Linked DNA regions of Mus musculus: region 2 is linked to region 1. A link is a loop called in an ENCODE intact Hi-C map of the cell type or tissue named here. Cell type or tissue: left cerebral cortex. All regions are shown on one strand.

Region 1 (8,000 bases):
TATATATATATATTATGTTTAAAAGGTGACAGGAGCTTCATTTTAGAATCAATAATAAGATTTAATTTGAATGAACCTCAAGGTTATATTGGTATGAAATTGTCTCATTTCAGACACTGGTGACACTATGATTTTTGCTGTATCTAAAGGTGGCATCCTCTGCCAGCATTTCTTATATTAAACACAACTCTAAAATGCTATGAGACTTGAGAATTAAATTGAAATTTTGAAAGATTAGTTCTTAAGCTTTTTGGGCAATTGATTTTTGCATGGAAGGAATGAGCAGCTAGTGAGTGCCTGTCCTCTCTCTGATTTTTATATTTTAAGTTCTAGTGGTAACTGGAGATAGTTCTGCAATTCTGAACACCCCCCGCCCCTCAAGGCTCATGCACTGAAGGCTGGTCCTTAATGCAAGCAGCATTCAGAGGAGGTGTAGTGGGGAGATTACAAGGACTCTGGATTAATCTATTGATGGAGTCACAATTTGAATGGACTATTGACGTGGTCTTTTTGGGGGCAGTAGGTCATGGGTTGTGCCTTGTGTCTTTCCCTGTGCCCTGTTGTTAAGGACTCGTTCCTTCCTGGATCCCATGAACTAAACAGTCCACCATTCTGCCTTCTCTGCCTCTATTATATCCTGCCTCAACTCAGGTCCACAGCCTGAATTACTAGCTAAATCCTCTGAAACTTGAGTCAAATGACAGCTTCCTCCATTGAGCTATTTACTGCAGACATTCTTGTCACAGGACAGCTCCAGTTTCCATTCAGAACACAGAGAATGTGTTAATGGGGAACCTGTGATTCTACAGCCTTAGAGCAATCAATACCCCTTTATCATCCCAGTCACCTGTGCTGTGTGAGGTCCGTGTTTATAAACCTTCATCAGTTGGTCACAACTCGTGAAATCCTTTGTCAATCCCATCTTTTTATCTATCCACATGACCCAGCTCATACTTATTGTAGAGGTTCACATCTGGCTAAGGGTACATAAGATGCTTTTACAGATAGCTTAGACTCAATTTCCCACACGTAATATTCCAGAGGAAAAATATCTAGCATCTGATTGAACACATTCTCTTTGAGGATCAATTGACCTCCCTGAACCTACTGAACGGAAATCTGTCTGTCTCCGGTGAATCTGAACTTGATTGGCCTTGCCTTTCTGTTTAGAACAGGCCATAGGCATCACACTAATCTTTACACCAGTTTTAAGCAAATGTTCCTCCCCCCTCCTCTGTGGTCCTCCTCTGCCCACATTTCCATATGGTTATCTTCCGGTAACTGTGTTTTGCCTTGCTGCATTTCTAATCTCTCCTCATTAAAACATGGAATCTGGAAGAGAACATGCATTTTAACCTGCTGTTCAAGTACCAGAAGAAAGAGAACTCTTCCTTGCTGAAATGATCCTGAGCACCTGGAATCGTCCCTGAACAAACACTCTGTTCCCAACACAAATCTCTTTGCTTTTTGTTGCTGTAACATTAGCAAGCTATTCAGCTATGTCTCACTCATAGCAAACCAGACCTGAAAAGAATTCATTTTGTTTATATAGCTGCCCCTTGGTTTATGAGGGCTATATTAGTATGATCCCATCATAAATTGAAAACGGTGGGGTGAAAGCATTTGTATAATATCCTCAACCTAGGAGACATCATGACTTAGGCTACCCTGAATATGTCAGAGGGCTTCCAGTTGGCCAGTGGCTGAGTGAAATCATTTTACGTAAAGACTATTTTGTGATAGTGCCTGATGTCTCACTTAGCACATTGACGGAAACAGTAACACCCAAAACACTGTCTACAAAGTACACTGTCAAGTAGCAGTTGCTTCCCTAGGTCACAACTGTGATAGGCAGCTGTCATCCATACCACAGCCTGATGTGATGGCTTAAATGATAATAGCTCCCTAACCTCATATATTTGAATACTCTGTCCCCAGTTGGTGGAATATTTTGGGGAGAGTTAGGAGGTATAGTCTTATTGGAGAAGGTGTGTCACTGGAGGTAGGTTTCAAGCTTTAAAAAGCTATTGCCATACTTCCTACTTGTGGATCAAGATGTAAACTCTGTCAGCTACTGCTCCAGCATCATGTCTACCTGCCTGCTGTCATGCTCTCTGCCATGATGATCATGGATTCCAACCCTCTTTTATACGTTGACTTGATCACAATGTTTTGACACAGCAACTGAAAAGTAACTAAGACAGCTGGTGTCACAGGATTGTTGCATTACATACCAAACTGGCCCTAGAAAAGATCAAAATTTAAAGTACAGTTTTGAAGAAATGCAAATTGCTTTTGTAACATCTTCACATGTGTTCTTGTTCATGGGTGAGTGGGTAAACATATGTGTAGGTGGGTGAGCATGCATGTGTTTGCTCATGCACATGGAGCCAGAGTTCAATCTTGGGTTTTGGTCCTCAGGCACCATTTATATTATGTTTTGGAGACAGGGTCTCTCATTGGTCTCTTTTTGTGCTGTCTAATGTGATACTTGGCATTTTTGTCTGGCATCTGACTGAAAGCATTTCCCCTGTCTAAGTTATTAATTCTGTCAAAAATAATAACTAATTTGGAGTAGTTATCTAAGTAATCAAAAAAAACCCCTAAAGATGTCAGTATTTCTTGTACTACTGAGCACTTACATCTATGTAGCATCTCTGTCCATTTTTAATTCAGTTGTTTGTCTCAATTGTTTGTTGTGACTGGGCTGTGTGGATTTCTTATGTGCCATGGATAGTAACGCCCCTTCAGTAGTGTAGCCCAGTGTAATTTTTTTGGTAGTACAGGCTAAATTCTCATTTTCTTCGTTGTTTTCATCTGTTCACGTCTGAACTGAATCTTGCACAGAAAATTGACTCTTCCTGTGTAGGAAGATGAATGAATATATGATGGACAGATTGGTAGATGTGTGAAGGTGACTCTGAGAAGATTCCTACCTCTGGTTATACAAGTGAACATGAATCTAATTACTGCTTCTGTGAAGGTCTTTGCAGATTGACTTCAAGTCCAGAACCAATTGACCTTAAACTGTAAAGGTTACCTGGGCAAACCTGAGTCAATCTTGTGAAAGCTTCAATGGGGCAGAGGAGAAAGGAAGAGGGGCCTGAAGAATTTGACACATGAAAATGAGTCATGCTCCATTATTTGTTTGAAGACACAGAAGAAGGAATGTGGAGGGTCTGCAACTCCCATCTTTCCATCTGTTGCCAACAAGGCCATGGGGGCATTGTCCCTTTGTTTCCCACCTACCCCAAATAAGAATAAGCCTGACCAGAACATTGACATTGGTCTTGTGAGACACTAACAAGAAAATCCACTTTAGCCTTAGAACTCTGACCCACCTCACTGTCCCTTAATACATGAGGTACTAGTTACAGTGTGACATAACATAGCATTCTAGCCACATGCTCATATATCAGGTGCTTATACACATATATCTTCCCCTGTTTTCTTGTTATTTTAGAAAATGTCCGCATCTTTTATGTTATTTCATAGTCTTCATACATACTACCTTAGGTGCTAGCTAGCTGTTCTTAAGTGAATGGATTAGAGGTTATTTAATAAGTACCTATTGTTGGTGATCTGGTTTTCTTTCTATTTTTTTAATACTTCATTTTTTAAAAATTTATGTGTGGATCTGTGTTAGTGCACACACATGTATGTGGGTGCCTACAAAGACCAGAATATAGCATCAGATCTTTGGAGCTAAAGTTACAGACTGTCATGTGCTGAGTGATGTGGGTGCTAGGAAGTAAACTGGTTCTCTGGAAGAGCAGCAAGTACTCTTAACCACTGAGCAATCTTTCCATATGTTTTTGTTTCCATTTTTGAGAAAAAGAATATCTTCATGTACCTGACTTCCTAACGGGGGGTAGTCAACTTAAGACAGATTCAGAAGGGTAGAAATCCTAGGTCATAAAGCACAAGGGCATGTGGTCCAGTCTGTGAATAACTAAGTCAGTGCAATCTTCTCTGAAGGCATCTAGGCATACACAGTTACTATGCCTGAAGATGGAGATCAGGTGGAGCAAAGGCATGAGTCTGTGGATGAAGAAAGCTGCAAACAAATGTAAAATATAGCAAAGTTGTTTTTATTTTTCTTCCCTTTCTGTGTTTTCCTGACAGTGCTGTAGTCCCATGGGTGCTGGCTCACACCAGACTTTTTCTTTAGCTGTTATTTAATGATATGGGCATTTCTGCTTTGAAGTGATATTTCTCTGTTTGTCACAGTTTGGTGTTGATGACACCCTCTTAGCTGCTAAGGAAATCCAAGATTATAAAAGAGACATTTGCTGAGTCGGGAGATAGCAGAGTGCCAGATCCTTTTCTGTATTTGAAAGATGACTCAGTAGTGGAGATGAAGAGAGTCTCATGAAATGTCAGCTTTTGAAATAGTGGGTCTTAAATGACATGTATCTTAAAAGAGATAACTAGGACTAAATCTCCCTTGGTACTTTTTTGTATAAGTTTCTTTTCCCTATGTTGTGGGCAAATAGCTGACATGAAGCAAGGGCAGGGAGCTGGCTTTATTTGGGCTCACAGTCTAGGGAAGGAACTATCTGTCATGGTGGGGATGGCATGACAGCAGATGTATAAGGTAACCTTTCACTTTGCACTCAGTCAAGAAACAAGAGAGAGAGGATGTGGGATGGACTATCAGATCTCAAGGGCCACTTCAGTGACCCACTCCCTACAGCCATGGATTTGATAACCCTCCCAAACCACACCTTCACCTGGGAGCCAAGTATTCAAACCTCTAAGGACAGTTCAAACTCAAACCACCATGGTCCGTGCTTAGTTTCTCTTTGCTACCAGAGCAATAGCCACACAGGGATCACATAGAATATCAGAGATTTATCTGTGTTACCTTTAGAGGCCAACAATCAGAAATAAAGAATTGGCAGGGCCATACTCCCTATGGATACTCCAGAAAAGAATCCTTTCCAGTTTGTCCATCTTCTGGTGGCTCTGATGTTGCTGGCTTCTTGTGATGACATCATTATAATCCACCTTCATCTCTGCATAGTCCTCTCCTCTTTGCCTCTCTTTTTGTCTCTGTTTGATAAAGACATTGGATTCAGGGCTCAGCTTGGCATAACAGGATGATGTCATCATGAATTTTCTAACCAATTATATCTGCACAGCTCATTGTTCCATATTCAAAGAGTCCAGGGATAGATTTGTAGGTAGACATGGCTTTTTAGATCTAAAACATCAGTTCACAGAAATCTTTAATTTACTACAATTCTACTTATTATCTGATATTTGTTCATGAGAGATAATTTATGACTCATTATCAAAGACCCCAGGGTTGAATTTGTAGGTAGACAAAGCTTTGTGGATCTAAAACATCAATCTACTAGAGTCTTTAATTTACTACAAATCTTTCTTATATTTGTTCATGAGAGATAATTTATGACTCATTATTAGCCAGACTGAAAATATTTTTAGAGAGTACCTAAATGTATGATCATGATGGAAAGTGGCTTTCCTTTTTGGCTCCTCTGAGTCCAGCTCTCTCCCCCTCATCTGGACTCATAGGTGTGGAATGTCACTCATATCCTTCCATGCAACAAACATACATTGGTGATTACCTACTCTGAAACACACAAACAGACATTGGTAGTATAAGGCTTACCTGTTTCCGTACACACATCTACCAACATGGCTGCCCATGTGTACCTCCTCCTGCATGACTAACTTAGGCCTCCCCACAGATACAGATTTGGGGGACATGCTGTTGGATCCAGCACACTACTACCCAGAGATGAACAATACTTCCTCAGAACCATTCTCTACCCCACTTAAATAAGGTAATTTTACATGGATTTGATCTTTTCCTTTGGAATCCATGAAGCCTGTGGAGATGTTCTCAAGGCTGTAAAGCTGAAAAAAGCCCCACACTCCAGGATCTCCCGCAATCATGGGCAAATTGAGACCAGGACTTTGATTTCCCCAAAAAACCTAATGAGGCTATGGGTGAAAGATCTAGCTAGACCATATCTGCAGCCCTGAAGAATTCACATTTTCTGAGATGGCCTCTGCCTACCCTGCGTGAACTTAATAATGCTCCAAGCTTTATCTTACTCCTAGCTTATAAGGTGCCTGGTGGCTTCTGGCCCAGGTGAGCCAGTACTCTGGACTATTCTTGTGACTAGCAGCACCTTGGGTTAACTGTTTGACCATGGTTTCAGGTATCCAATGTGCTCAAGAAAACAGCTAATTTGCAGTCTCCCCAGATGTTTTCCACTATAAAAATGAGAGCCATGGCCTCTTATCTTGCTACATCTTCCAACGGAAACAAGAAGTTGTCTTAGGCATTTTAATATCTACCACTGAAGCAGATAAATGTGGGAAGGAATGGTCGGTATTTCTACATGGTTGATCTTGACATAAGCATCCAGCAAATTTAGTGAGTCACAGTGGCTGGCATATAGATGAGCAGGTATTAGGTAGATAATGCCTTCGCCAATTTACTTTCCTTACCAATATAAGCCATAGTTTTAATTTTCTTCAGTCTTTTGTATATATTTAATTTGTTGTTCTCTATTAATAAAACAATTTAAAAGGAGAGAAATTAGGCAGAAATAAAAATAAAATATTCTAAAGAGCTCAGACTTACTGGCCAGCTGTGTGATTTGCATGTTTTGTTTTTAGTTGGTGCTGGTGAAGAAGACTGGCAATAACTTGTGTGTTGAGAGATGCTCATGCTAGCCAGGTGCATCTTTTAAGCCAATATCAGTGACTCAAGCTATGCCACAGAACCAACAGTCTGGACTTTGCAGGAAGCATGGGATGCTGGCAGGACCCTTGGACCTCTGGCTGTGTTTTTTCTTAATCTCCAACCTCAGCCTTGTAATAATTGCCCAATTTTTTTCAATTGTATCTCAGGAAGCAAATAGTGTGGGTGATTGTTTTGTTTTGGAGACAGGGTTTCTCTGTGTAGCTCAGGCTATCCTGGACTCACTCAGTAGACCAGGCTGGCCTCAAACTCAGAAATCCAGCTGCCTCTGCCTCCCAAGTGCTGGGATTAAAGGCATGCGCCACCACTGCCTGGCTGATTTTTTATTTTTTTTTTTAAGGAACAGGCTTTCTTTACATTACTTCTGTAAGATTTTATAGTCACAAGTCAAAAATCCAGAGACACGGGTGCAGAGTAGATACCAACTTCTACAGAGGACATGTGAACCTCCATTATTTAGTGGTTAAAAGCCATTGGCTTCTGACAATTTAACTCCTGCTGATAGCAGCTGGGGATTAAGGAAAGAAAAAAAAAAAGGCTTAGTTGCCTGGGCTCTTTTCTCTCTGGCTAAGGTCCTGTCTTAGTCAGGGTTTCTATTCCTGCACAAACATCATGACCAAGAAGCAAGTTGGGGAGGAAAGGGTTTATTCAGCTTACACTTCCATACTGCTGTTTATCACCAAGGAAGTCAGGACTGGAACTCAAACAGGTCAGGAAGCAGGAGCTGATGCAGAGGCCATGGAGGGATGTTCTTTACTGGCTTGCTTCCCCTGGCTTGCTCAGCCTGCTCTCTTATAGACTACCAGCCCAGAGATGGTCCCACCCACAAGGGGCCTTTCCCCCTTGATCACTAATTGAGAAAATGCCTTACAGTTGTATCTCATGGAGGCATTTCTTCAATTGAAGCTCCTTTCTCTGTGATAACTCCAGCTGTGTCAAGTTGACACAAAACTAGCCAGTACAGGCCCCCTCACTGGCCAGGTGAGAGGCTCCAAGTTCATTAACTCTTCTTGAGTCAGAGAGGACAAAAAAGGAAGTAAAGAAAAAAAGTCAGATATGCGTGCACATACACACTGGCCAAGTCCCACCATCTGTTTCAATTCCACAAGTACCCATGTATATGTATGTACATACACATATACCTACATACATATGTATGGACAGATATATAGACAGACATATACATATATACACACATTTGTGGGATAGATGGAGCAGAGTTTCAAAAGCCACACTTTATTTCTTCTCTCTGGCAATT
Region 2 (8,000 bases), 83 kb after region 1:
GTGTTGGGGACCTCAGGTCCCAGGATCCAGGAGGCGGAGGCGCGCAAGCGGGCATGCGCAGAGTGGGCGGAGGCGGCGGCGATGGCCCGGGGAGGCGGGGGGATCGCTGTTTATTTGCAGCTGGGCCACCGCGGCGGCAGAGCACCGGGCGCCCGGGCGGGGACAGTGGGCGTGCGATGCCTGAGCCAAGCAGGCCGCTGCGCGCCCGGGTCCCGGCCGGGGAGGATGCGCGCTGCGCGGGAGCGGCCGTGCGGGCGGTGCGATGCTGGTGACCCGCGGGGACCGCGGCGGCGGGGAGCGCGCGCCCTCGCGGCGCCCGCGCTGCGGGCTGGTTCCAGCGGGGGCCGCGGCGCTGCTAGCTGGGGCCAGCTGCCTTTGCTACGGCCGCTCGCTGCGGGGCGAGTTTGTACACGACGATGTGTGGGCGATCGTGAACAACCCCGACGTGCGGCCCGGGACACCGCTGCGCTGGGCCATCTTCGCTAACGACTTCTGGGGCAAGGGCCTGGCGGACAGCACCAGCCACAAGTCCTATCGGCCACTGTGCGTGCTGTCCTTCAGGTGAGCCTGTGCGTCCTGGGGTCTAGACGCCTCTCCTTGGAGAAGGGATGGTACGGCGGGGACACTTCTGACAGGTCCCTCGGTACCTCCTCTAGGTTGTTCTCCCCTTTCTCTCAGTTCTACCCCTGGTCTTTTAGTCATCAGCCAGATCCTCCTGGATTTATCTTGTGTTCTGGCTGTTCAGTCTGGTCCTCTAGGTTCTACGCTTTGCATCTCTGCCCTGTTCCGTTCTCCAATCTCTGCCCCAGGTCCTCTGGGCTCTATGCTTGGCGCTCCTGATTCTATCTTAAGTGTTCTCCAGGGTCTGTCCCAGGCCCTCACAACTCTAGTATTCTGTCAGCGCAGCCCCAGATTTTCTCTGAACGAGGTTCTCTCCGCTCTGCCCCGAGATCTCGTTGCTCTGGCTGGGTTCTCTCGGGTCGGACTCTGATCCTATTGCTCCAGGCTTAGTCCTGAATCCACCTGGCTCTACCTCTGGTCATTACCCGGGACAGCTTAAGGTTCTCAAGGCTTTGCTCAGGTTCTGAAGCACTACATCGTTTTCTTCTGGCTCTGTTTTGGGTACTCTCCGCGCTACTCGGGGAGATCTCTGCTCTGCCCTATATCTTCCCAGCTAAACCTAGGTTCTCCCGCGCTTCCTGGCTGCGGAGTTGGGACCGAGTTCTGCCTGCTATGTCCCCCGGGGCTTCAAGGATGGCAGACTTCTCGCTGGAGCTTTTCCTACCCGCGATTAGCGGGTTCCAGAGGGTGGCGATGCTCCAAGTTGTCAGCTTCTCCAGGGAGGTTGTACTGCTGGGCAGATGAGGAATAAAGGGACCGGACCAGGTGGCCTACGATGCTCCTGAAGCTGCTATGCTGTGGGTGTTCCAGGTAGGAGCTAGGGAGAGGTGTCAGGCACCCTACTCTGAGCACCGGGCTTTGCGTACTGGGATGCTAATAGCCTCCCTAACCCGGGCATTTCCAGCCCCAGCCTCTGCATCCCGGGTGCTGCACCCAGCCTCCGGGACCCACACTGAGAACGTGCAAGGGCGCAGAGAGCCCCTTCCCCAGCCCCGGAACCATGACTCAGCATTTCTGGTGTGAAGTAGTGGAACCGGACTGAGAGTACGCATTTGTAGGGTGGTGTATCTGCTTGAATCCTGAGGGAAAGGACGGGTTGGAACCAAACCGATGAGCTCCATCCAGTGTAACTTTGCTCCGCGTTTGAGCTGGTGTGCGTTCAGAACACAGCAGCTCACAGGGTATTAGCTCCGTATTAACTCGTTTTCAAATCTTTGCCATAGGAACCATAGTTTATGGCACTGATCTCTGGGGACAGCTGGCAAAATAACAGTTAGCGTGAGCCTTCAGGCCCAGAGCTTTGGAGAGAAAAGGAAAACCTGCAGCTGTCTTTCACGTAATTCTTTCGAATAAACTAATGTTTTAAAGACGGCGAGAAAATAACACATCTGACTCCCAAGGAGATGTTTTATAAACATTTATCTTTGGAAAGTTGTGTTAGTTTTCATCCCAAAGATAGCCTTAGCTGAAGAGTTTCTCAGCCCTTTTAATTTCCCAAGTGCTTTTTTTCTTTTTTTTAAATCATAAAACTAGGAACGCTTCTTTTTACACTGGATGGACGATAGGCGTTTTCATGGACTGGGTGAGGCTGTTGATTAATTTGAAGGTGTATAAGCTCACTGCACTCCATATGCGGACTTTTTACAGCCCTGGAGCCTACCCTGGTCCCTGGCCTGAGAACAGTTTCCATTTAAAGCGTCAGGGCTGAATGCCTGCTGCTGGAGGACGGGCATAGTAAGTGTAAGGTGCTGGCTGTCCAAGTGTTTTTAATAGTTCCTAATAGGAACTCTGCCAAGCCAGAGGAGGAGGGGCTATCCACCTCCACCTTTTATCACTAGCTTGACTTCATCGCCCCTGCCCCCACCCTGCGGAGGGGTTGGGGATAGTGATGGGGATGGGGATGGGGAATGAACAGGGCTGGCAGAATGGGGAAAAGGAAGGATATGCAACCTGTTTCTGGTGCAGTTGTCTAAGACTGTTGCTCTTTGGTTTTGGGTTTTTTTTTTTTTTTTTTTTTTTTTGGTTGTTTGGTTTCTTTCTTTCTTCCTTTCTTTCTTTTTCAACTTGTCACAAGCTAGGTTCATCTAGGAAGAGGGAAACTCAGTTGAGAAAACGATGCTCCCATCAAATTGGTTGGTAGGTAAGCTTGTGTGGGCATTTCCTGATTAATGATTGATGTGGTGTCATTCATGGGCTGAGCAAACCAGTAAGCTCAGCCCACTGTGAGTGGTGTCATTCCTGAGCTGAGCAAACCATGTTGGTTCCTGCCTTGACTTCGCTAAATGATGGGACTATGGTGCAGACCTGTAAGGTAAATAAACCTTTTTCTCCCTAGGTAGATAGATATTGTGTGTGTGTGCACGTGTGTGTTGTGTTTATCACAGCAATAGAAAGCAAATAGAGACACAGAGGAATCTCCCCCTCTTTTTCTTTTCTTTTCTTTTTTCTATTTGTTTGTTTTTGTTTCTTTGTAGACAGGGTTTCTCTGTATAGCCCTGGCTGTCCTGGAACTTACTCTGCAGACCAGGCTAGCCTCAAACTCAGAAATCCGCCTGCCTCTGCCTCCTGAGTGCTGGGATTAAAGGCCTGCACCACCACGCCCAGCCCCTCTTTTTCTTAATGGGCCAATTGAGCTGTGAGTCTACAGAGCACAGGGTGTGATTTGGAATAGTTACCTCATCTGGAAGAGAAAGCATCGCAATCCCCTCTGCTCCTTCGGTCACTTTCAGTTAGAATGGCCAACTCATCTATAGTAAATGAAGTGTGCCCCATGGTCCAGTGCAGCAGCAAGAAGCTCAAGGTCCTTGAAGACTTCAGATACTTTTAATAGTTTGTTTTTCTTTCTTTTCTTTTACCTTCTTCTTTGTTGTTGTTTGTTTCTTGAGATATGCTCTCACTCCATAGCTCGGGCTGGCTTGGGATTCACTATGTAGTCCAGGCTAGCTCTTTACTGATCATAATCCTGCCTCAGCCTCCTAAATGCTGAGATTACACATTCAGTGAGCCACCACGCCTAGTTAGATCTGCATAATTTGAACCTGCAAGAAGGGATGGAAAACTATTTTATTTGGTATGCATCAAGCATTGGCCTAGTGTCCTGGTTAGTTTTTATGTCAACTTGAAACAAATTAGAGTCATCTGTGAGGGAGATGACTTTAATTGAGAAAAGGCCTCCATAGTATCAGGCAGTAGGCAAGCCTGAAAGGCATTTTCTTAATCAGTGATTGATGTGGGAGTATGCAGCCCATTCGTGTTTCCACCTCTGGGCTAAATGGTCCTGGGTGCTAGGAAATTAACATTTCTATGAGATACCCCATCCCCTAAATTTCATCAGCTTTTGAATGCATATTTTATTTATCTTGGTGTATATTTAGTTCTCTGCAGTTTCATGACAGGCATCAATTTCTGAGATTCTACTACAGTCACAATGCCTAGAGCACTTCCATCTTGTGGATGATATACTTCCTCACTGTAGCCATGCGCCTAAGATCTAACACCTAATCAATAAAACTCCCACTTGACCCAAGACGACCACGAATTCTCCATCTCTATAGTTTTATCATAGCAGAATTGTTTCATACATACTTTATTGAGGTTGGTTTCTCTCTCTCTCTTTCTCTCAGCATTTCTTTGGAGCCTTATTCAGATGTTTGTGTGCAATGAAGAGTTAATTCCTTTTCACTTCTGAGTGGTATTCCACTGTATAGATGTCCCGTAGTTTATCCACTTTCTCTATTTTTGTACCTTATATTTTTGTTCTCATAGAACCCCAAATCAAATTTTAAAAACTTTTCTTAATAAAAGTAAGTTTATATCCTTGATACATTGACTGTGTGTCACATATTGCATGGGAGGTAGTAACCCCCTTAAGAACAAACATAATTGATCTGGAGAGCTGGCTCAGCAGTTAAGAGCTCTGACTGCTCTTCTAGAGGTCCTGAGTTCAATTCCCAGCAACCACATAGTGGCTCAAAAACATCTGATGCCCTCTGGTGTCTCTAAAGATAGCTACAGTATACTCATATAAGTAAAATAAGTTAATAAACCCTTTTTAAAAAAGAACAAACATAATCAAGTGATACATAATTCTTTTGTCTGGACAAATGCTCTGTATAAAGAATAACAGTGGCACCTGCTTAGTAAACAGCCTGATCATGTTTCTCACATAAAGGGTTAAGTTGACTGAGGAAAAGTTTACCAGATCATAACAATTTCAAGGACCAGAGCAGGGAAACAAGTTGTGACAGGATTGTACTCTTCACTTTAGCTATCAACATTGAGACTGTTTCTAGAACGCCCTTCCCAGGGTGGCTCTTCCCAGGGTGCTAGGGCTGGCCCCAGAGACCCTGGGGGGTTTCACACCTCATTTACTGTAGAAGAGTTGGCCACTCTAACTGACAGTGACCAAAGGAGTGGAGTGGCCATGGTCAGGCAGAGAAGGTTGGTGCAGGTTTTCAGGCTGTGGGGTCTCATGCAGATTAAATATGAAGTGCTGACTACTCCTGGAGGTGACATCACTAGCTCGGGTTACAGGCCTGCTGACTCCCTCAGCTCCTTTTCAGTTGCTGAGGGTGCCAGTACCAAGATATTCTGGCATGTGGTATCTGTGGTGCTAGTTCATCAGCCCTCTTGCCCAGTCTTAAACGCTCCTGAGCAAGGACGTGCAGGAATATTTTTAGACGGAAGTAAAGGAGAAACAAAGAGTGTTTTCCTTCTCCACAGACCTCACACACTTTTGATTCTGCTTCTGTTTTTACCCTTAATTTCTTTTTTATTGGTGTTTATTCAGTGTACATAACTGGGGTCGGAGGTCTTCACAAAGACTGTTTTCACTCGAGTGTATCCTGTACTGACACTGTATCCCAGCCCATATCCTCCCCTCCTCCCCTTTGTCTTAGCTGCCCCCTTACCTCTTCTCTGGGCTCACCTGCATGCCATGTGTGTGTGTGTGTGTGTGTGTGTGTGTGTGTGTGTGTGTGTTATATCTATAAACTCCAAGTTCTACCTGTGAGAGGAAACATCTGATAGTTGATTTTTCTGATCTGCAGTTGCGTCCATTTTCCTGTGAAGGACATAATGTCATTTCCCCACCCTGGTCACTACCTCTGAAATCAGGAGGGATGCATTAAACGTTTCTGTAGATACTAAACTGACAGAACAGAAGGCCACAGTGCCCATAACACCCCTTGAAAAATTGCTTTGATTGATTTAAAAGGTACTTAGTGTTTTCATTTTATCCTCTTGGGAAGAAGTTCCTGTGGAAATTTCCATTAAGTCAGTGAATGGAACCTGCCTGAAGAGACTATAGTCTTCAGCACTGAAGATGGGGAAGCTAAGGCTAATTACAGGACCTTAAACTCATGGTTTTTCTTTCCATGTTTAGGCTATTAGATCATTGTTTGCTGTAAAGTTTTACTGAACACTCCTGATACTAACATAAATCATAAGAGTGAAGTGGGTGGCTTAAATGTCAGAGCTAAAAAATAGAATATGTTAATATGTGTGTTGTGGGGACCTGCAATGCTTTAATGCCTGATAATGACAGATTTTACCAGTAGTTTGCATCTTAGTAGCCGTAGCATTCTGCCAACTCTGAGAATGTGCAAGCATTAGCTATCATCACCTACACCCAAGGACCGTGAAATGTTCATCTTGTGTCTACTCCTACTGATCTGACCTCTTTGAGGTCTTGTTGTCAGGCAGTCTGTCTCTGCAGGGGTGACAACTGCTCTCTGTCCTATTCTAGACAATAAGTGAAGATGGCCTGGGATGTTTGATTAAGGTACCCAGGGTGGGTGTTCTCTGATGGAGACATAGACAAGTAAAAAAAAGGATTGAAGGCAGTAAAAACTCTAGTGGGGCAGGAGGGAAATGACATTAGAGAACAAACAAAACCACCCTGCCCTGAAGTCATGAGAGTGGGAGAGCTGGTCCAGCCCCTCTGTCTGCAGCACTTGGGAGAGCAGGCCCTGTACCTTGCTTGGGCAGCACAATATAGTTGACCCTGCTAAAGTGATCTTCGGTGAGCTTGCCCCCTATGGCATGAGAGCAGGAGAGTTGGCTCTACCCTTTGCCAGCTGTGGTGTTGGGTGAGCTAGCTAAGGCAGTGCTTGGAGAGCTCACCCTGGTGGTGTGGATGCAGGAAAGCTGGTGGGCTGACCAACTCAGCTGCCACCTAGCCCCAAATCCAGGGCTTTGAGCTGGCCTACCCCATCTGTTAAGGACTAAAGCATGTAAAAGAGCTGGTTCCTGCAGATCCAAAGCTGCAGGATCTTCATGACACAAGACAGCAGCAACAGGATATCTTAGAGGATCCAGGATTGATGGTGTAGCAGGAGCCAGAGGTCTCAAACCAGACCCATGACTCATTGCGATGAACATTTGCAAGTGAAGATGTGTTGACAAAGGGTATTTTGGGACACACTGTCACACATTACAGCTTCCACAAGGAGATTTCTTTTTTCTTCGAAGGGGAGGTTGCAAGGGTGGAGGGCAGGTACGAAAAGACAGGGAGATGAGTGGGATTGGGATGCATGATGGGAAATTCACAAAGAACCAAGAAAGAAAGAAAGAAAGAAAGAAAGAAAGAAAGAAAGAAAGAAAGAAAGAAAGAAAGAAAGAAAGAAAGGAAGGAAGGAAGGAAGGAAGGAAGGAAGAAAGAAACCCCAAACTTTGAAAATTTCTATACTACAAAAAAAGCCCTGGAGGTAGAGACTGTGATCATGTCACAGGGTGAAGTTGAGACCTCAGTCTGGTTGTATAGGAAGCCAGGAACAGAGTACTAAATTGAGGGGTGGGGGAGGATTTACAAGTTTGTCCCCAAAGCAAATCAGGGAATGCCTTCAAAAGTAATCTGTTTTTATCGACAAATATCCTTCTATTTTCTTTGCAGCCACACTCTTACTTTTTCCAGGTTTGCGTGTAGTCAGTCATTCCTCTTTTTGAGGACTGAGGAATGCTTGGTCACACCAAAAGAATGGTAGTGTGTCCCTCTCACTGATAAGACGTGGCTTCTGCCTGCAAAGTCCTGGACTCTACCCTGTGGTCTAAGCTGTCGTCTCCACCCAGCACCCTGGAACCCTTGTTCCTTTACAGAGCAGACTGCTGCTGAGGGCCTCTGCAGTGAGCTGTCTTCTAGAAAGCCCTTCCCCATGCTGGGCAGGGCCAGCTTTCTCTGTGCTTTCAGGGTCTGCTCAGACATCACTTTGTCACAGAGGCATGCCCAGGACTCCTGATCTGCACCCGCTCCCTGTTTTCACTTTCACTTTCTTATGCTGGTCTGTTAGTCACCTTTTCAGCACTGTGACAGAATATGTGAGATTAGTTAAGCGAGGATGAAAAGGAGGGAGGGAGGAAGGGAGGCAGGGAGAGAGGTACGT

Evidence for each region. Peaks named below come from ENCODE experiments on the same cell type or tissue, not always from the same donor. Only the 100,000 strongest peaks of a DNase experiment are listed, where the experiment ranks them.
Region 2: it touches region 1 in a loop (2.1-fold over the local background); 2 of 42 quality-filtered maps call a loop at or near these places.

Annotation. Positions count from the first base shown.
Region 1 is chr6:148,519,337-148,527,336 of GRCm38, reverse strand. No RefSeq gene overlaps it. Among named protein-coding and RNA genes, the nearest start is that of Tmtc1, 79 kb to the right of the region's middle. In left cerebral cortex, no CTCF peak of the experiment used is centred here; DNase peaks (open chromatin) are centred at 1,232, 3,781 and 4,284; H3K27ac peaks cover 726 bases.
Region 2 is chr6:148,436,462-148,444,461 of GRCm38, reverse strand. Tmtc1 (transmembrane and tetratricopeptide repeat containing 1) reads left to right here and starts at 110. Exons shown (of 20, transcript NM_198967.5): 1 at 110-561. The coding sequence starts at 263. In left cerebral cortex, a CTCF peak has its summit at 4,629 (motif pointing left); DNase peaks (open chromatin) are centred at 1,317, 1,437, 1,673, 2,360 and 3 more places; H3K4me3 peaks cover 3,014 bases; H3K27ac peaks cover 2,517 bases.